Regions from separate parts of the Homo sapiens genome. Here region 2 is linked to region 1. Evidence: read pairs that join two places in POLR2A ChIA-PET (ENCODE). Cell type or tissue: MCF 10A. All regions are shown on one strand. Links, peaks and the distances in the headings refer to the core of each region. The heading gives the core; the rest is flanking DNA. Region 1 overlaps UBTD1 (ubiquitin domain containing 1). Region 2 overlaps MMS19 (MMS19 cytosolic iron-sulfur assembly component).

What was found. ChIA-PET counts read pairs that join two places held together with the same protein. Peaks named below come from ENCODE experiments on the same cell type or tissue, not always from the same donor. Only the 100,000 strongest peaks of a DNase experiment are listed, where the experiment ranks them.
Region 2: POLR2A ChIA-PET joins it to region 1 with 37 read pairs; 12 of 35 experiments call an interaction of 5 or more read pairs at or near these places.

The regions. Positions count from the first base shown.
Region 1 is chr10:97,550,447-97,560,265 of GRCh38, reverse strand. All of the region lies in intron 1 of UBTD1 (ubiquitin domain containing 1), which reads right to left. It overlaps LOC124902488 (a long non-coding RNA gene), which reads left to right. Exons shown (of 3, transcript XR_007062259.1): 2 at 6,358-6,446. Among named protein-coding and RNA genes, the nearest start is that of ANKRD2, 17 kb to the left of the region's middle. RefSeq lists a silencer at 6,462-6,541 and enhancers at 6,091-6,592, 8,384-8,884. In MCF 10A, for the core only: a CTCF peak has its summit at 6,572 (motif pointing right); a DNase peak (open chromatin) is centred at 6,595.
Region 2 is chr10:97,460,795-97,472,040 of GRCh38, reverse strand. MMS19 (MMS19 cytosolic iron-sulfur assembly component) reads left to right here. Exons shown (of 31, transcript NM_022362.5): 9 at 1,180-1,266; 10 at 1,838-1,912; 11 at 2,318-2,395; 12 at 2,937-3,075; 13 at 3,635-3,789; 14 at 4,458-4,536; 15 at 5,140-5,265; 16 at 5,456-5,537; 17 at 5,882-5,982; 18 at 6,087-6,236; 19 at 8,028-8,183; 20 at 9,359-9,458; 21 at 9,922-10,024; 22 at 10,145-10,213; 2 more. Among named protein-coding and RNA genes, the nearest start is that of ZDHHC16, 20 kb to the right of the region's middle. In MCF 10A, for the core only: a CTCF peak has its summit at 8,230 (motif pointing left); DNase peaks (open chromatin) are centred at 5,080 and 8,210.

The sequences.
Region 1 (9,819 bases), core at 1,770-9,769:
GACATAAAGAAAGTTTGCTTTAAAAAAAGGAATGGTTATCTTCAAAAAAAGGGTGAGGCAGAATTTATGTAAAGAGTGTTATATGGTAAATTCTTGTCCTGAAATAAATTAAGTGGTTGTTTAAAGAAAAAAAAAATGTTTGTAACAAGTCAAAAAGTTGAAACATGTTAAAGAATTGCTGGTGAAAGTCATGAAAGAAAAAATGTTATAAAAAATTTATGCAAAAAATGTTGTATAATTTAAAAGTAATAAGGCCTCCTGAAGACTATTAAAAAAAACAGTTTATGTGCAAGGTGTATGAGAAAAGTAAAATATACTTTTGGTAAAAAGATTATAAAGGGGCATAAAAATGTGGATTTTTATCTACATTAAAAGATTAAAAAAATTAATGTTTTAAAAGTTTAAGCAAGTTTTAAAACGTTAATTATAAAGAAAATTCTGTGTGTAAACATATTAGCTAAAGTTAAAAAGGTATCATCCAGTTTTTCGGTGAACTGGACATTAAAGTAAAAATGCAACAGGTTTTTCTTTAAGCATCAACCTGCTCTTTTACAAAAATTATAAAAGGTTAAAAAGAGTCTATAAAATCTTACCTTATGGTCAAACATGAAAAATTGGATAAATATGTCTACAAGGTTTTATTAAAATTAAGTTTAATATTAATAACACACTAATATAAAGGTAAAATTTAGCTTCTCTGGTATAAAAATCATACAAGAAATATTATTAAATATAAAATGGTGTTGAGTTTTCTTTGGTCTAAAAACTAGTAAAAATTGGTGCTAAAGGAAACATTCATTTTACTAGAGGATCATAAAAGTTAGACTTAAAACAAACTTTGGCAATTAAGACAGCACACCAAGATGCAAATGCCTGGTTGAAATGGATCAAATATTCCATCTGCACTTTAAACAAATGCAATTGTTATGCTTGTGCACATGGCAGGCCAGAGGCCCTGATTGTCCCCCTTCCACTAAGGTGGTCCTCCAGTCGACCAGGCGTGGGCTGCATGGTAGCTCTTTTCCAGAATTCTACAGCCTGGAGTAATAAGTCATGCCAAGCTCTCTCTGCTATATCCCGAAGTCCCTGTGGGTCAGCCCCCGAGGGCCATCCAGCTTCCGTCTCCCAACACTAAGTTCACTTCGTGTCTCTCATGGCAGGGAGGAGACTTAGCATTCCGTGGAGACCTGAAGGGATGCAGCAAGCTTAAGAATTTTCAAGAGCTTATCAATCAGTCAGCCCTTGTTCATCCCCGAGCGGATGCGTGGTGGTATTGTGGTGGACCTTTACTGGGCACTCTGCTGAATAACTAGAGTGGCACTTGTGCTTTAGTCCATTTGGCTATCCCTTTCACCCTGGCATTTCATCAACCAGAGGAAGAAAAAAAATAATAAGACATCGTAAAACGAGAGAAGCCCCTTATAGGTCTTTCAACTCTCACATCTATTTAGATGCAATCGAAGCCCCGCAAGGAATACCAGATCAATTTAAAGCTTAAAATCAAATAGTTAAAAGATTTAAGTCAGTATTTTGGTAAATGACAGTCAATAAAAATGTAAATTAGATAAACTACATCTATTACACCCAACAGCAAGAGCTTTTCATGAGTTAAAAAAAAAAAAAAATTCATGTCGGCCCCAGCCCTGAGGCTACCTGACTTGACAAAACTCTTTACACTCTATGTGTCAGAAAGAGAAAAAATGGCAGTTGGAGTTTTAACCCAGACTGTAGGGTCCTGGCCAAGGGCAGTGGTCTATCTCTCAAAACAACTAGATGGGGTTTCCAAAGGCTGCCCCCACGTCCAAAGGCCCTGGTAGCAACGGCCCTGTTAGCACAAGAAGCAGATAAGCTAACTCTTAAGCAAAACCTAAAGTATGCCCAGGCTGTGGTGACTTTAATAAATACCAAAGGACATCATTAGCTAACGAATGCTAGACTAACTAGATACCAAAGCTTGCTCTGTGAAGATCCCCGCATAACCATTGAAGTTTGCAACACCCTAACCCCGCCACCTTACTCCTGGTATCAGAGAGCCCAGTTAAACATAACTGTGTAGAAGTATTGGATTCAGTTTATTCTAGTAGGCCCAACCACCAAGACCACCCTTAAACATCAGTAGACTGGGAGCTGTACGTGGATGGGAGCAGCTTCGCCAACCCCTGCAAAGTGACTCTGAAGAAGACGACAAGCCCTGCTCCAGTCACACCCAGAAGCTGACTGGTCCACGCACGGCCGAAGCATGAGGAAACTCATCACAGGACTCATTTTCCTTAAAATTTAGACTTGTACAGTAAGGACTTCAACTGACCTTTCTCAGACTGAGAACTGTTTCCAGTATATATATCAAGTCACTGAGGTAAGACAAAAGATTGCCACAGTCCTATTATTTTATGATTATTATAAGTGTACCAGGACTCTAAAAGAAACTTGTTTGTATAATGCTATTCTATCCAAGGTATGTAGCCCAGGAAATAACCAACCTGATGTGTGTTATGACCCATTTTAAGCCTCCCATGATCACAGTTTTTAAAATAAAATTAAGGACTGGTCCTTTTCTAGGTGACACAAGTAAGGTAACAGCTAGAACAGAAGAAAGAGGGGTCCCAAAAATGTAACCTTAAAATTTGATGCTTGTGCCACTATTGATAGTAAGCAGCATAGAATAGGATGCGGTTCTCTAAATTGGAAAAAAAAGTTACACAGTAAAAAAAAATAAGTATATCTGTCAAGAATCATATTTATGTGAGATGTGTCAGTACTGGTCTTGTGTCATTTGGGCTACTTGAAAAGAAGATAAAAAAGATCCTGTTTAGCTCCAAAAAGGAAAAGTCAGCCCCTCCTGCACGAGTGGGAGCTGCAACCTTTTAGAATTGATAATCACAAACCCCTCAGACCCAAAGTGGAATTAAAAAAAAAACATGCAACATTAGGCATTGATGGAAAAGGACTAGATCCTAGTGTAAGCATCCTAATAAAAAGAGAGGTTCAAAAACGCTCTCCAGAAACAGTATTTCAGACTTTCTATGATGAACTAAATGTGCCAGTACTTGAGATTCCAGGAAAAACTAAAAATTTATTTTTGCAATTAGCCAAACATGTAGCCCAGTCTCTACAAGTCACCTCATGTTATATTTGTGTTGGAACCGTAACAGGAGATCAATGGCCATGGGAAGTCCGACACTTAGTTCCTACAGACCCAGTTCCTGATGAATTCTTAGCCCCAAAGAACCACCCTGACAATTTTTGGGTTCTAAAAGTCTCAATTATTGGACAGTATTGCATAGCTAGAGAAGGAAAAGGATTCACTCATCCTGTAGGGCGGCTTAGTTGTCTTGGGCAAAAGCTGTAAAATGGTACCACAAAAACAGTTACATGGTGGAGTTCCAATTACACAGAAAGAAATCCATTCAGTAAATTTCCAAAGTTGCAGACTGTTTGGGCCCACCCAGAATTCCACTGGGACTGGACGGCCCCCGCCAGGTTATACTGGATATGTGGACACAGAGCTTATGCTAAGCTGCCTGATCAGTGGACAGGTAGCTGTGTAATTGGCACCATTAAGTCATCTTTCTTCTTACTGCCCATAAAAACAGGTAAACTTCTGGGCTTCCCAGTCTATGCTTCCCGCGAAAAACGAAGCATAGCCATAGGTGATTGGAAAGATGATAAATGGCCCCCTGAAAAAATCATATAATACTATGGACCAGCCACTTTGGCACAAGATGGCTCATGGGGATATTGAACCCCCATCTACATGCTCAACCGAATCACACAGTTACAAGCTGTTTTAGAAATTATTACTAATAAAACCGGTCAAGACTTGACTGTTCTTGCCTGGCAAGAGACTCTGATGAGAAATGCTATCTATCAAAATAGACTAGCTCTTGAGTACTTGCTAGCAGCTGAAGAAGGTGTTTGTGAAAAATTTAACCTTACTAATTGTTGTCTACACATAGATGATCACAGGCAAGTAGTTGAGGATATAGTTAAAGATATAACAAAACTGGCACATGCCCCCATGCAAGTGTGGCATGGACTCAATCTGGGAGCCATGTTTGGAAATTGGTTCCCAGCAATAGAAGAATTTAAAACTCTTATAATAAGAGTAATAATAGTAATAGGAACCTGCTTACTGCTCCCTTGTCTGATACCTGTATTTCTCCAAATGATAAAAAACTTCGTCACTACCTTAGTTCACCAAAATGCTTCAGCACAAGCATACTATATAAATCACTATCAATCTATTGCACAAAAAGACATAAGTAGCAAAAATAAGAGTGAGAACTCCCACTAATAAAAAGTGAGAGTCTCAAAGGGGGGAAATGAGGGAAGAGAGAGACCCTCTCATATTGTTTTATATGGTTTTATACTCAGTACCCATTTTAAGAAAAAACAACAAGGAAGTAAAACCAAAGACAGGCAGCCCAGCGCCAGGCCCGAAACCACGCCTGGCCTGCCTGGCCTAAACCCAGCAGTTAAAACTCAACTCATAACTTAGAAACCGATGTCATTCATAGATTCCAGACATTGTATAGAAGAACACTGCGAAACTCCCTGCCCTGTTCTGTTTCTCTCTGACCACCGGTGCATGCAGCCCGTCACGTACCACCTGCTTGCTCAAATCAATCACAACCCTTTCATGTGAAATCTTTAGTGTTGTGAGCCCTTAAAAGGGATAGAAATTGTGCATTTGGGGAGCTCGGATTTTAAGGCAGTAGCTTGCCGATGCTCCCAGCTGAATAAAGCCCTTCCTTCTACAACTCGGTGTCTGAGAGGTTTTGTCTGTGGCTCGTCCTGCTACACTGGGACTATGATGGAAACATGAACTCCAATCCCCACCTCACGTGAGCCACAAAAATCAAAACCAGGTTAATCAAAGGCTTAAATATGAGGGACAGAAAGGAGACACTGAAGAAACTGAAGGTTACAATTTCATCTAGATATTTTTTATGAAGTTTAGCCTGGAGGTGTTTATGCCTTGACCAAGGAAGTTGCTCCATTTCATGATTTCTGGACTCCTTTTCTCTTTCATTATTTAGCAGGGATGACCCCCTAATGAGAGCTTTGATCCACCAGGAGTCACAATCATTATACAGTGACTCCCTCAGGGATCCTTGGGTATGGGACTTCTGCCTCTTCCCTAAACAGCTGTTTAGCTTCAATGGCATTTTAAATTCTTGAGCTGATTCTACAGTTTCCCTGCCTCCTTCCTCTTTGCCAGATTGCACTTCTTACTGGTCTCGTCTGTCTGCTGCTCCTAACATGGGGAGAGGGCAGGCCCAGCTCATGGACCACTCCTAATCTACCAAGGGTTGAGAAAGGGCACGACCAAGCTGTCAGCACTGTCTACAAAAGAGGCTTCCCACAGAAGAAAGAGACCAGGCTTTGTGACATTTAAAAATGTTCACTGTTTGGCCAGCATGGTGGCTGACACCTATAATCCCAGCACTTTGGGAAGCTGAGGTGGAAGGATCACTTAAGGCCAGGAGGTCACGATCAGCCTGGGCAACAAAGCAAGACCACTCGTCTCTACAAAAAATAAAAAAAATTAGCCAGGTGTGGTGGCATGCACCTGTAGTCCCAGCTACTCGGGAGGCTGAGATGGGAGGGTCACTTGAGCCCAGGAGGTCAAGGCTGCAGTGAACTATGACTGCACCACTGCACCCCAGCCTGGGTGACACAGTGAGACCCTGTCTCATAAATAAATAAATAAATAAATGGTCAGGCACAGTGGCTCACGCAGGTAATCCCAGAACTTTGGGAGGCCGAGGCAGGTGGATCGCTTGAGTCCAGGAGTTCGAGACCAGCCTGGTCAACATGGAAAAACACCATATCTACTAAAAATACAAAAATTATCTGGGAGTGGTGGTGGGCACCTGTAATCCCAGCTATTATGGAGGTGAGGCAGGAGAATCACTTGAACCCCAGAGACGGAGGTAGCAGTGAGCTGAGATCATGTCACTGTACTCCAGCCTGGGTGACAAGAGTGAGACTCCATCTCAGAAAAAAAAAAAAAAACGAAAACAAACAAAAAAATAAAATGTTCACTTTTGGGCTCTATGCCCAACAAGTGAGGTTGCTGGACTGTGACTACAAGGACACCTGAGCTGTAACTGTGTCCATGCATCTCATTTTCTCTTGAGAAGACTAAAGAACTGACCTTTAAAATAAACACAGCTCCATGGTGGCCCCTTTCAAAGTCATCACCTCAGGAGGCCACACACGTGCCTGAAGGATGCTGCCTTGGCTTGCAAACCTCTCAAGCTCCCCCAGAGTAGCCTTCAGGGTCCCCTCCCCGCTACACAACAGCAGCCAGCTTTGCTAGCAGTCACTTCTATGCTTCTCTCCCACTGACAGTTACTGTGAGTGAGCCTCTGCAAGTATTAACAGCGCCTAATTAATGCAGTGACCCAGGATACAGCGGTGACAAACTCCTCACCCTCCAGGTAGGGCCTCTGTGGCTGAAAATCTTACAATGGGCTGGTGAGGGGGAGGGGGCAGGCAGGGTTAATGTAAGCTGAGCCCAGGAGTCCAACCGTTGCCTTCTCAGTCATCACTGCACCTCAGAGCCAGCAGAGGGCAGCCGCAGCACCTCTGGGCTGGTGTTGGCTCTCTTCATCAGTGGGTCAAACGCTGTACAAAAACAACTCACCAAGTTCTCCAGGCCCAGAGGTAAGTGTGTATAGGAGACATGCCCAAACATTTGCAGCCCTATACACGGGTGCTTACAATCTTAGCCACTGATACAGACAAACACAGAAAAGGAAGTTTTTCATCTAAGCATATAGACAAGTCGATGATGAACATATTAATTTCATTTACTTAAAAAGATATTGGCTGGCCGCGGTGGCTCACGCCTGTAATCCCAGCACTTTTGGAGGCTGAGGCAGGTGGATCACCTGAGGTCAGGAGTTCGAGAAAGCCTGACCAACATGGTGAAACCTCATCTCTACTAAAAATACAAAAATTAGCCGGGCATGGTGGCACATGCCTGTAATCCCAGCTACTCAGGAGGCTGAGGCAGGAGAACTGCCTGAACCCGGGAGATGGAGGTTGCAGTGAGCTGAGATCATGCCATTGCACTCCAGCCTGGGCAACAAGAGTGAAACTCCATCTCAGAAAAATGGAAAACAAAAACAAAAAGATACTGTATGGAGTCAAAAAAGTTGGGCAGTGGAAAGTGTGAACATTCATATGCTGCACAAATTGGTGCACGCCTCTGCGAGGTACTGAGAAACTTAAAAATGTCCATCTCTTTGGCTCACCTATTTGGTTCTAATAATTTATTCGAAGAAAATAATCACAAGTGTGTGGTGAAGACTTATCTACAAAGCTGTTTAACTCAGCACCTTTTTAACAGGTTAAAGCTAGGAACAACCTAATGCACATGGCCAGGAGAAAGGCTACATAAAATATGGGCATCCACTCGAGGCATCAGCGGCAGCCACTCTGTGATGGTGAGGTAGGATGCTAACACGGGAAAACGTCCACCATACAGTGAAAAAAGGTCTCAAACAGCAAGCGCACAGTGCTCCAGCTTTTGATTCAAAAAAAGTATGTATTGGCCAGGTGTGGTGGTTCACCCCTGTAATCCCAGAACTTTGGGAGGCTGAGGCAGGCAGATCACTTGAGGTGAGGAGTTCAAGACCAGCTGGGACAACATGGTAAAAACCCATCTCTACAAAAATACAAAGATACAAAAATTAGCCAGGCTTGGTGGTGCGCGCCTGCAGTCCCAACTACTTGGGAGCTTGAGGCAGGAGAATTGCTTGAACTGAGGAGGCGGAGGTTGCAGTGAGCCAAGATTGCACCACTGCACTCCAGCCTGGGTCACAGAACGAGACTGTGTTTCAAAAAAAAAAAAAAAAAAAAGGGTGTATAATTATTATTTTTTGTTTGTTTTTAGACGGGGTCTGGCTCTATCACTCAGGCCATGTGATCATAGCTCACTGCAGCCTCAACCTCCTGGGCTCAAGCGATGCTCCCACCTCCGCCTCCTGAGGAGCTGTGATTATAGGCATGTACCACCATGACTGGATAATTTAAAAAAAATTTTTTTTTTTTTTAGAGATGGGGTCTCGCCATGTTGCCCAGGCTGGTCTCAAACTCCTCCTGTCTTCAAGTGATCCTCCTTCTTCTGCCTCCCAAAGTGCTCAGCTGTATAATTATATATATTAAAAAGACAGGAGGGCTGAGCACAGTGGCTCGCACCTATAACCCCCGCACTTTGGGAGACTGAGGCGGGAGGATAACTTGAGCCCAGAAGGTCAAGGCTGCAGTGATGAGCTATGATTACGCCACTATACTCCAGACTGGGCGACAGAGTAAGACCTGGTCTTTAAAAGAGAAAAAAGGCTGGAAGAATTTATATCAAAATGTAAACAGTGGTTATATTTCATTGGCAGTTACCGATGATTTCTTCTTGGTTTATATTTTCCAAGTTTTCTACAATAAGAATGTATTACTTTAATAATAAGAATAATACCATAAAAGTTGTTAATAAGGAAAGAGGATACTTGGAGTTCTGGGGTGCAGCCATGGAAAAGTGGGAAGAGTTTGGGGAGCCGACGGTGGTGCTGACTTGCTAAGCCCATACCCTGTAGGATATCAGTTACTGACAGCTCCTGGAGGCTTTGTCCAGGGCCAGGCAGGCTCTGCTGGTTTCAGCAGCAGGAGCATTTAGTAGCTTCTACTTACATCTCCTGTCCTAGATAAGCTTCAGGTCAAAGACAGAGTAACAGAAATGGTTCCTGTCCTTAATGAAGCTGACAAAGGCATACAACCTGCACGGGGAGGCAGCAGAGCAACACACCCACAAAAAGCATGCGTTTCCGCAATTGTGCTGGGCAGAGGACACCAAAAGACATTTTTTGTTTAAACTTTTTTTTTTTTTTTAATAGAGAGGTCTCCCTATGTTGCCCAGGCTGGTCTCGAACTCCTGGGCTCAAGGGATCCTCCTGTCTCGGCCTCCCGAAGTGCTAGGATTACAGGTGTGAGCCACCATGCCTGGCCAACATTTGTGATTGAGCAGAGAATGTATATGTCTGTGTATAGAGGCAAAGGCTAGGGTCCCAAAGAGTTGTCGAAACCTCCCGTATTAGGATCTCCTGGGGTGCTGGTTCAAAAGACAGATTCTCAGGGCCTACCTCACACCCATGGAACCAGTTACAGGGGCTGGGCTGGGGTATGTACTTGATCTGACTTAAGAACCTATTTGTAAACACAGCAAAACAGGAGTGGAAATGGCATGCCCAGCCACATCTTAACAAACAGTTCAACACATGGTCTCCAGAGGTGCTGCTGAGAGCTGATTTGGGAGGGAAGAGAGCAAGAGGGCACTACGTCTGGGCTGGAGGAGGATAATGATGGTGGATGCTGTGGTTTGGCCTCAATAATGAATGGTGTCTGGTGATATCACCCCAAGGGAGGGCACCGAAAGGAGAGTGGGAGACAGAGCATTTAAGGTCCTCTCCAAGTTGCCCAGAGCTGGTGTGCATCTATGAGTGTGAGTGTGTATGCGTGTGTGTGTGTTTACTCCCACCACTCAATTCACACTGCTGAACTCAGGATGGCTACACAGAAGAGGAGATTCCAAAAACACAAGGAAGGATGGCAGACCCTAGCTGAATAGATCCCACTGCCTCACACAGTGCCTGGCCCAGCGCGGTTCTCAGCAAGTACCTGCTGAATTGAGAAAGGAACTGACCGAGGCGCCGTGAGCAGGTGGGGAGGGGTGGAGGAGTTACAGCTCCTGCAGCAGCAGGGAGGCAGGCGGAGGCAGGGGAGAGGTCTGCAGCGGGCTGGCCCCTCCTTCAATTC
Region 2 (11,246 bases), core at 1,314-9,313, 88 kb after region 1:
TAACCCGTGTCCATTAGTCCTGTAAATTTTTCTTGAATTCTTTAATTGATGATTTCTTCCTCTCTCTTTTCTCTGTTCCTTCATTTTGGAACTCTCATTAATCTTCTGTTGGACCTCTGATTTTCTGACCTTTTGTTTTCTATTTTGTACCTCTGTCTTTTTGTTACTTTATAAGAGAATTCCACAGTTTTATCTTTTCTATCAAAGTCCAGTCATGAAAACAGAAACCAGGCCAGGTTCGGTGGCTTACGCCTGTAATCCCAGCACTTCGGGAGGCTGAGGTGGGTGGATCATTCGAGGTCAGGAGTTCCAGACCAGCCTGGCCAACATGATGAAACCCCATGTCTACAAAAAATATATAAAAATTAGCCAGGTGTGTTGGTGCGCCTGTAACCCCAGCTACTTGGGAGGTTGAGACATGAGAATCACTTGAACCTAGGAGGTGGAGGTTGCACTGAGCTAGGATCAAGCCACTGCAATCCAGCATGGGTGACAGAGTGAGACTCTGTCTCAAAAAAAAATAATAATAATAATAGTAAATCCCTTCTTTTACTATGTTTTTGGTGGAGTTTGCAAAGAGGAAAAGGAAAACCTGATATATGTTTTCAGTCTGTCGTCTTGGTACAGAAACCATCAAGGCTTTCTGTTTTCAGAATTACAGCTTTTTATAAGGGTGAAAAAAATGGAAATGTCCATCAACAAGGAATTATCTAGATAAACTGGTACAACCACAAAATGAAATCATAGCCACTAAAACTAATGCTATGAAAGAATAATACCATAAAAATGTTCTTAATATGTTAAGTGAAAAAAATTAAAAACCACATGTACAAAATGATTTTTAAGTATATATATATTTTATATGGAAACAGTATATACTAGCACATAGTAACAATATATATCAGCGAAGAAAGGAATACACCAGAAAGTTAAGCATGCTTATTTCTGAGTGGTGAAATGATAGAAAATGTGTAATCAGATTTTTTAAAATGCCTAAAGACAAAAGTTCCCAAGGAGTACCTAAGATCAAGCAAGTCTTCTTGCTGGGGCCTCATTATCTTACTATCTTCCCTGATTGGGTATGAGTATCACCCTGTTCTGCAGGGTTACCAGGTTCGAGCCTGTGTTCAAGGTGGTCTGAAATGTTACACAAACCCACAGCCCTTCTCCCTTTTCCAGCCACCTAATGATCCCCATGGTATCCAGAGAGAAGACCTCATCCTGAGTCTTCGCGCTGTGCTGGCTTCTACACCACGATTTGCTGAGGTGGGTCTAGCCAAGGTTAGGGTATATAGCCTCTGCCCATAGATGGCTCTGAAGAAAGAGCAGTAAAAGCATGGAGAAAAAAATATCTGGTATACATTTTAGGGCATGACACCCTGCAAGTGTCTTGTGTGGCAGGTATCTTCAGACCTTCGATGTAGAAAACTTTACCATCTCTTCATAATCCAGAGCTGGATTCAGTGGCACACACCTATAGTTCCAGCTACTCAGGAGGAGTCTGAGTGGAAAGGATCACTTAAACCCAGGAGTTCAAATCCAGCCTGGGCAACATAGGGAGACCTCGTCTCCGCTACACAAAAAAATAAATAAACCCAATCCCTATATGGTGCTGTCTTTTAAAATCCTGTAACTTTGTCAACTTGCCTGTTTTTGAGGTAGTGGGGCTCTGGTCACTGCTTGGCAGGAAGGTTAGCTTACATTCATAGCTCCTGACTTGAGTACAGCTCCTTGATGTAGTACCTGCTTTTAGGGACTGATGGCAAGGACAGGGTTGACCTTGATGTGACTGACACACCACCCATCTCAGGCTTAAGATCTTCCTTCTGTCCCACAGTTTCTGCTGCCCCTGTTGATTGAGAAAGTGGATTCTGAGGTTCTGAGTGCCAAGTTGGATTCTCTACAGACTCTGGTGAGTGATTTTTCTCCTTGCAGGACCCAGCTACCTTTTGACAAGTTAGGGGTCCTAAAGGATATAGATTCTAGGATAGCCAAGGAACAGTTCATGGGCCTCAGAAGAGGATACCCAGGATTTGGGCCTTTGTGTCGACCTGAAGCCCCCAGCTGCATATCGTCGTGTCCCATCCCCCATCCCATAGTAACTGAGGAAAGGCTGACCAGGACTCCCTCTTTAGGCTTCTATTTTATCAACCAGGGTTATCTCCTACTTCTCTGTTCCCTTAGTAGGACTGTTAAAAATCTTAACTGGTTTTTCTGCTGAGACCAGGGCTCCTTCAGGTGCCATTATGCTGAGGTACCTGCACATCCTAGGGTGTCTGAGTGTGTACATAACTGATAGCAGCGGTTTCCTTGGCAGAATGCTTGCTGTGCTGTGTATGGACAGAAGGAACTGAAGGACTTCCTCCCCAGCCTTTGGGCTTCTATCCGCAGAGAGGTGAGTGTCACTCAGATAAACTCACTACTGTTAACTTTCAATTGTCAGGCATGAGGGGAAATAATACATCCTGTCCTTTTCCCTCTGTCATCCCCAGGGCCAAGATATAATGCCTGGTTATTCAGGAGGCAAGTAGGGGGACATAATTCTAGTTGAATGACAAGAGAGAGAGTCCCTATGTGACGGTCAGCTGCTTGGTAAGAGCAGCTGATCACCTTTGCACATTACCCACTTCTTGTCCTTCTGTGGCAAGGAGTGCAGGTCATGGTGCCTTTGGCACCATGGTGAATAGAAAGGTGAGCAGAGCCACTGCTCAGAGTTGGCTTTTTGTTTCTCAGAAAGTATGTGTCTCTGTCCTGAGTGTGACTAAGGACTTGGTAAGAACACACCAATTGAGAAGACACTCAGTTGGGGTGTTAATTTCCATTTCTGTGTCCTAGAGGTTCTCACTCCCCTCTCCAACAAGGAAATAGGCAGTGGATTGGTGGGGTCTCATCTGGTGCAGGCTCACCTCAGTAGCCATGGGATCCCTCCCTGACAGGTGTTCCAGACGGCAAGTGAGCGGGTGGAGGCAGAGGGCCTGGCGGCCCTCCACTCCCTGACTGCGTGTTTGTCTCGCTCTGTGCTGAGGGCTGATGCTGAGGACCTCCTTGACTCCTTCCTTAGCAACATTCTACAGGGTAATGGGGCCGTGGCAGCCAGGAAGGGGAGTGAGCACAATAGAAACGACATTCCTTGCCTGGGTGCGGTGGCTCACGCCTGTAATCCCTGCACTTTAGGAGGCCGAGGCGGGTGGATCACCTGAGGTCAGGAGTTAAAGACCAGCCTGGCCAACATGGTGAAACCTCGTCTCTACTAAAAATACAAAAATTAGCCGGGCGTGGTGGTGGACGCCTGTAATCCCAGCTACTCGGGAGGCTGAGGCAGGAGAATCGCTTGAAAAGGCAGAGGTTGCGGTGAGCTGAGATTGCGCCACTGCACTCCAGCTTGGGCAACGAGAGCAAAACTCCATCTCTAAAAAAAAAACAAATGACATTCCTTAAGGGCCAGTGACCTTTATTGTTTAGTCCCAACATATTTGGTGATTTGGGGGCGATAGCCCTACTTTGAATTGAAAACAATTTGAGTGTTAACTGCTTGCAAACTGTCATGGGTCTCAGTCTCCAACCTCTGTGGACTGTAGGGGAGTCAGGCACCATTTGGCCTCCTCCCCAGCTCTGTGATGTGCTGCTTCTCTAGACTGCAGGCACCACCTGTGTGAACCGGACATGAAACTGGTGTGGCCTAGTGCCAAGCTGTTGCAGGCAGCTGCAGGTGCATCTGCCCGGGCCTGTGACTCTGTCACCAGCAATGTACTGCCTTTACTGCTGGAACAGTTCCACAAGCACAGTCAGGTAAGGGAGCAGAATCTTTGGGGGAAATGATGGGACCTGTGTGCTAGGTTCCCTTTCTCAGAGAGTGAGCTAAGTTTTAGCTTGGGCCAACATAGTAGACCTTGGGTTTTGCTCCCATTAGCTGCTGCTGCTGCTTCCCTTACTCACTTTTTCCCTGTCTCATACATAAAAGGATCATTCTCCCAAGACAGGAGGATAGCTTGAAGCCAGGAGTTCAAGATCAGCCTGGGCAACAAAGTGAGATCCCATCTCTAAAAAAAAAAAAATTTTTTTTAAATTAGCCAAGCAGGACATGCTGGTTCATGCCTGTAATCCCAGCACTTTAGGAGACCAAGGCAGGACAATCACTTGAGGCTAGGATTTAAAGACCAGCTTGGGCAACAAGACAAGACCACATCTCTACAAAAAAAAAAAAAAAAAATTAGCTGGATAAGGTGGCACGCATCTGTAGTCCCAGCTACTCAAGAGGCTGAGGCGAGAGAATCACTTGAACCTAGGAGGTCGGGGCTGCAGGGAGCTATAATCATGCTACTGTATTCCAGCCTGGCTGTGGCATAGCAAAACCCCCATCTCTTGGAAGAAAGAAAGAATTTTCCCTATATCCAGAGTAGCAGGATTGAAATCCTTTAAAATATTCTTTGACTCTAGTACCCCTTGAAACGTTACAGAGCAGCCAGCGGCGGACAATCCTTGAAATGCTCCTGGGTTTCTTGAAGCTGCAGCAGAAATGGAGCTATGAAGACAAAGGTGAGGTTGCCTTCCATTGCAGTGCTCTGGGGACTGTTGAACACTTCAGCCTATAAAGGATAGCAGGGCAAAGAGTGCTGTGGAAAAGTAGTCTAGAACAGTGGTCCTATTCTGAGGTTGTAGCACAAGAGAACACTTAACAGATGAGATGGATGAGATCTGTTTATTTTTCTCAGTGTGCTTTCTGGATACCCAATGGATTAAGCTCTTTAAATCTGCCCCAGGAGGCGGGGCATGGTGGCTCACACCTATAATCCCAGCACTTTGGTAGGCTAAGGCAGGCGGAAAACTTGAGGTTAGGAGTTCGAGACCAGCCTGGCCAATATGGTGAAACCCTGTCTCTACTAAAAATACAAAAATTAGCCAGGCCTGTTGGCACATGCCTGTAATTCCAGCTACTCGGGAGGCTGAGGCAGGAGAATGGCTTGAACCTGGGAGGCAGAGGCTGCAGTGATCCGAGATTACGCCACTGCACTCCAGCCTGGGCAACAGAGGCCTTGTCTCAAAAAAAAAATCTACCCCAGGTTGGCTGTGTATCACAGCTTAGTCAGGGATATGGAATGCAGTGGCTTCCTTCTAACCTGGCCTCTGTCTCTTCCCTAGATCAAAGGCCTCTGAATGGCTTCAAGGACCAGCTGTGCTCACTGGTATTCATGGCTCTAACAGACCCCAGCACCCAGCTTCAGCTTGTTGGCATCCGTACACTGACAGTCTTGGGTGCCCAGCCAGGTACATCTTAAGGGAAAGAGAAGAGGAAAATATTGGTCCTTTTCTTGTAAGACTGCCTTGGTGAAAAGCAGCCTTACTATCCTCTTCTTACTGCAACTCTGGATGATTTGGGATTTCTAATAAGAGCTTAGAAGGGTTGTGATGGCTGCAGGGGAAGAAAGATGAGATTCATGTTCCCTTCTAACTACAGATCTCCTATCTTATGAGGACTTGGAGCTGGCAGTGGGTCACCTGTACAGACTGAGCTTCCTGAAGGAGGATTCCCAGAGTTGGTGAGAATTTAAAGCAATGAGATAGAGCAAGCTGTTCCCTGCCTCTGTATTGGCAGCAAAAGATCAAGCTAGGACCAGGGCTCTGTGCTTCTGACCCTTGGCTCTCCTTAGGGGAGGTGAGCTCTGTGTTAGACTCTGGCTGCTAACCAGTTGGAGAGATGTAGGACTGCTCTCTTCTTAGGCTTTAAGAAGCCCTGTCCAACTCAGTGGTGTAGGTACTTGAGTTCTGCTCTTTAGCAAGGAGGCGTTGGGAGCTCACACTCCTGAATCTGCCTAATATCAGACGTAGGCAAGAGAGCTGTGAGCCCAGGCTCAGCCAATGCTTATCTGCTCTGCGCCTCCAGCAGGGTGGCAGCACTGGAAGCATCAGGAACCCTGGCTGCTCTCTACCCTGTGGCCTTCAGCAGCCACCTCGTACCCAAGCTCGCTGAGGAGCTGCGTGTAGGTATGTGTCTCTAATCCTCTGTGGCCCATCCCTTTCCAGCAAGGCTTTGGGGCCTTCGTGCTTCCTATCACACAGTAAACCTTTGTCTCATGGGTTGCTTTCAGGGGAGTCAAATTTGACTAACGGAGATGAGCCCACCCAATGCTCCCGGCATCTGTGCTGTCTGCAAGCCTTGTCAGCTGTATCAACACATCCCAGCATCGTCAAGGAGACACTGCCTCTGCTGCTGCAGCATCTCTGGCAAGTGAACAGAGGTAACTACTAGGAATAACCACCAACGGACTGGGCTGAATAGGGAGCTGTAGTCTCTAAGGCAGTGGTTCTAGCTGTAGCTATACATAAGAGTAACAGAATCAACTCTTTTAAAAGAAAAAAAAAATACTGATGCCTGCGTCCAACTGAATCAGTCTCTGAGGAGGGATGGGACTTAGGCAACAGTACTATTAAGAGTACCCGGCCAGGGCCGCTGCTCTTGCCTGTAATCTCAGCACTTTGGGAGGCCGAGGCCAGCAGATCACTTGAGGTCAGGAATTTGAGACCAACTTAGCCAACATGGAGAAACCCAGTCTCTACTAAAAATACAAAAAATTAGCTGGGCATGGTGGCATGCGCCTGTAATCCCAGCTACTGGGGAGGCTGAGGCAGGAGAATCTCTTGAACCCACAAGGCGGAGGTTGCAGCGAGCTGAGATTGCGCCACTGTACTCCAGCCTGGCCAGCCTGGGCAATAGAGTGAAACTCTATCTCAAAAGAAAAAAAGGGTTGGGCGCAGTGGCACATGCCTATAATCCCAGCACTTTGGGAGGCTGAGGCGGGTGGATCACAAGGTCAGGAGTTTGAGACCAGCCTGACCAACATGGTGCAATCCCGTCTCTACTAAAAATTATCTGGTCATGGTGGCAGGCGCCTGTAATCCCAGCTACTCAGGAGGCTGAGGCAGGATAATCGTTTGAACCTGGGAGGCGGAGGTTGCAGTGAGCCAAGATCATGCCATTGCACTCACACCTGGGCAAACAGGGTGAAACTCCATCTCAAAAAAGAAAAAAAAAAGTGCCGGGCTGGGTGTGGTGGCTCATGCCTGTAATCCCAGCACTTTGGGAGGCCAAGGCTGATGGATCACTTGAGCTCAAGAGTTTGAGACCTAACCAGCCGATGCAACATGGCGAAACCGCATCTCTACAAAAAATACAAAAATTAGCCAGGAGCAGTGGCATGCACCTGTAGTCCCAGCTACTTGGGAGGCTAAGGCAGGAGAATCACTTTGAGCCCGGGAGGCAGAGGTTGGAGCAAGCCGAGATCGCTCCATTGCACTCCAGCCTGACCTGGGCAACAGGAGTGAAGCCCTGTCTCCAAAAAAAAAAAAAAAAATTACCTAGGTAATTTTCATGTGGGATCTGAATTGAGAGGCATCACCCTAAGGCCGTGGTGCTCAAAAGATGGTCTGTTAACCAGCAGCATGGGTGACATCTGGGAGCTTGTTAGAAGTGCAGAATCTCAGGCCCTCACTGATCAGAATCTGCATTTTGACAGTGTACCCTGGTAACTCGTAGACTGTTGAGTTTGAGAAGCACTGCTCCAATGCAAAAGTGACAGCAGCCTGCCCTGTGGGTAGATTCAGGCCCACTGTGGTTGATCCAGCAGCTGTTACATAGTAGAATGAATACTAGACTTGGATTATAACTTGGGCTTGATTCCTGACTTTGCACTTCCTGTGACCCTGGAAAAGCCACTGATCATGTATTTCATTGTGCCTCCATGTCCTTCTCTATAGAGTGAGGGAAATGATACTTCTAAGGTTGTTATGAAAAATAAGGAGAGAATATATACAAGTGCTTCTGCTGCAGAGCCTGGGACAGAGCAAGTCTCAACTATGAAGTCTGAATAGATCAGAAAGAACAGCCAGGAGAATAAAGTGACTCAGCTTTTTAATAAGGCACTCTTGGTCCCTTCAGTCACTCTTCTTTGTTCCTCTCATCTGCTGTGTAATTGGAAACACCTGAAAGTGCTTTTAAGCAAACCTTACAGAGAACACTTTCTCATCAACAGGGAATATGGTTGCACAATCCAGTGACGTTATTGCTGTCTGTCAGAGCCTCAGACAGATGGCAGAAAAATGTCAGCAGGACCCTGAGAGTTGCTGGTATTTCCACCAGACAGCTATACCTTGCCTGCTTGCCTTGGCTGTGCAGGCCTCTATGCCAGGTAACTTTCCACCTCTCCTTCCTGGCCTTTGGGAACTTTGCCCTCTGCTGGTGTTGAACAGCACCACCCTCTGGGTATTGGTGGTACTGTATTTTGTACCATCAGAGGTTTATTTTCAATCCTTTGTCCTCAGAGTGAGATTTCACTTCATAGCAAAGGGTGCCACCCTGACCAGTGGCAGGAACCAAAATCCACTAGTGTTAGCAACATTCAAAAGAATGCACACCTTTTCCCCATGAAGTGCTATGTGATTAGTTTACTTAGAATTGGACTCTGGAGTCAAGCCCACCTGGTTGGGTTTTATCCTCAACTCTACCACTTGCTAACTTAGGTGAAGATATTCAGCCTTTCCACGCTTCAATTTCCTCACTTGTAAGATGGAGATAAAGAGTACCGTCTAGGCTGGCGCCATGGTTCACACCTGTAATCCCAGCACTTCAGGAGGCCAAGATGGGAGGATCACTTGAGTCCAGGAGTTTGAGACCAGCCTGGGCAACACAGGGGACCCTGTTTCTACAAATAGTCAGACATAGTGGTGCACACCTATAGTCCCAGCTGCTCAAGAGGCTGAGGTGGGAGGATCACCTGAGCCCAGGAGTTCAAGGCTGCAGTGAGGCATGATTGTGCCTCTGCACTCGAGCCTGGGTGACAGAGCGAGATCCTGTTCCTGTCTCAAAAAAAAAAAAAAAAAAAACTGTTTCACAGGGTAGTTGGTAAGGATTAAATAAGTTAGTGTATAGTACCTGCCACATAGGAAGTACTCAGTGTATGATAGTTGCTATAAATAATAAGGACCCATGAAGATAAATCTATGTTTTTAATTTTTTCAGAGACCAACATTACTATTTTTTTTTCCTTGCATCTCCAGGGACACCAGGGACAACATTTCTATTTCTTATGTTAAGAATGTTCATCTTAGCTATCCCTCTTTCCCACTGTTGGCCTAGTCTAAAGACTGTGCAGAGTTCTCAGGAGCGCTCTGTGGCCCCAGGTCAGACCACTCCTGTTTCTGGTGCCCTGATTCTCAGGACTATAGCACTACCAGAGACCAGATTAAGAACTGCTGTCGTGGCTAGAGTCAAGCCCCAGAGTCAGTGATGCTGACAGAACCCAATCATTCATTTCTTGAACCCGTCATGGTCTTGTGATTGTGTGCATGTGTGTGTGTTTTGCAGAGAAGGAGCCCTCAGTTCTGAGAAAAGTACTATTGGAGGATGAGGTGTTGGCTGCCATGGTGTCTGTCATTGGCACTGCTACAACCCACCTGAGCCCTGAGTAAGTATAATCATGGATGTGGCTTGAACCCAGGGAGAAGGATAGCATTCTTAGGAAGAAGCAACAGGTAGCTGCCTTGTCAGCTGTCCTTTTACCTATATGTAAATGTGGTGCAGTTAATCGTCTTGTAAGTTTTGTTGACAAAACAAAAGGAAGGGGCTCTTAGCACCATGGACTATGAGGGTGGGAAGCCAGGGCCAGTGGTTCTTAGCCGCAGATGTGCTTAAGAATTACCTGTAGAGCATTTTAAAATATACCTTGACTTCCCAGATGGGAACCTGAATGGAAATGATTACTGGCACATATGTGCCAAATTAATATTTGTTCAATGCATGAATGATCAGGGCATGTCCCATTGACGTGGTGATCCTAATTCAAACCCTAGGTTGAAAAGCACGTCTGTGGAGGAGAGGGCTGCTTTAGAATCCTAGCTCCTTGGTCATACCTAGTACTCTGCCCCCAGGTTAGCTGCCCAGAGTGTGACACACATTGTGCCCCTCTTCTTGGATGGCAACGTGTCCTTTCTGCCTGAAAACAGCTTCCCGAGCAGATTCCAGCCATTCCAGGTAACAGTCTTAGAACTTACATCCTTCAAGCTGGTTTTTTTTTAGGGCTAATCTGGAATGGGTAGAGGGGCAGACAAGCTTATTGCTGGCAGGCTTGATCGGGCTCTCCTTCCTTTATAGGATGGCTCCTCAGGGCAGAGGCGGCTGATTGCACTGCTTATGGCCTTTGTCTGCTCCCTGCCTCGAAATGTAAGTGAGCACATTTGGGAAGTACTGTTATTTAACCTTGACAAGGTGACTCCGGGCTGAAATTTGCCACAGGCTAAGCTGATCTTTTACTTCCCCCACCAGAGAAGTTAGTTCTCATCCGTCCCGGTCCCTGCTGCCACTATGTACTGGTTCTCTTGGAGTTCAAGTGTTCTCTGGGTCCATTACATGGCCAGGTTTTCTGTAGGTGGAAATCCCTCAGCTGAACCAACTCATGCGGGAGCTTTTGGAACTGAGCTGCTGCCACAGCTGCCCCTTTTCTTCCACCGCTGCTGCCAAGTGCTTTGCAGGACTCCTCAACAAGCACCCTGCAGGTACTGAGATCAGACTATGTAAGGAGCCTCCCAGAATCAACTACCCATGAAATCTTATAGCTCAGTACTCATTCTCTTTTTAAAAGGAGCTTGCTAATAACATTAACAGGGCTTCAACTGCTCAAGCACTGTCCTGGGACTGCCCGTGGGAAAAGCGTCAAGACCACAGTTGGGCAGAGCTTTATAGTACCTAAGAAGAGAAGGGAGCACAAAGAGTCTAGTTCTGCCGTCCTACTCCCTACAGTGGGGCTAGTGTGGATAATTCTTTATTGGAAGTAGATGACCCTCTCTTTTCAAATGGCAGCACCTCTGTATTATGAGAATACCAGGCTCTTATGCAGGTGTCCAATCATTTTGTCCACAGGCAAAAATGATATTTTCCCTTTCTAACAGCTTCTCAGGGAGCTCTGCACTTAAAGTGATTTGCATTTCATTGCTAAAGGGAAAATGTGTAGCCTTTATGTCAGCATTTCCTCTCTCCTTTTTAGGGCAGCAGCTGGATGAATTCCTACAGCTAGCTGTGGACAAAGTGGAGGCTGGCCTGGGCTCTGGGCCCTGTCGTAGTCAGGCCTTCACTCTTCTTCTCTGGGTAAGGAGTTGGAGTGGAGTCTGGTTAGCCAGAGAGGCAATTATGTCTGGTTAAATAAAATGTCCCTGTTTGACCCTAAACCATAAACATCTATGTCTCAGGGTTCTCGGGT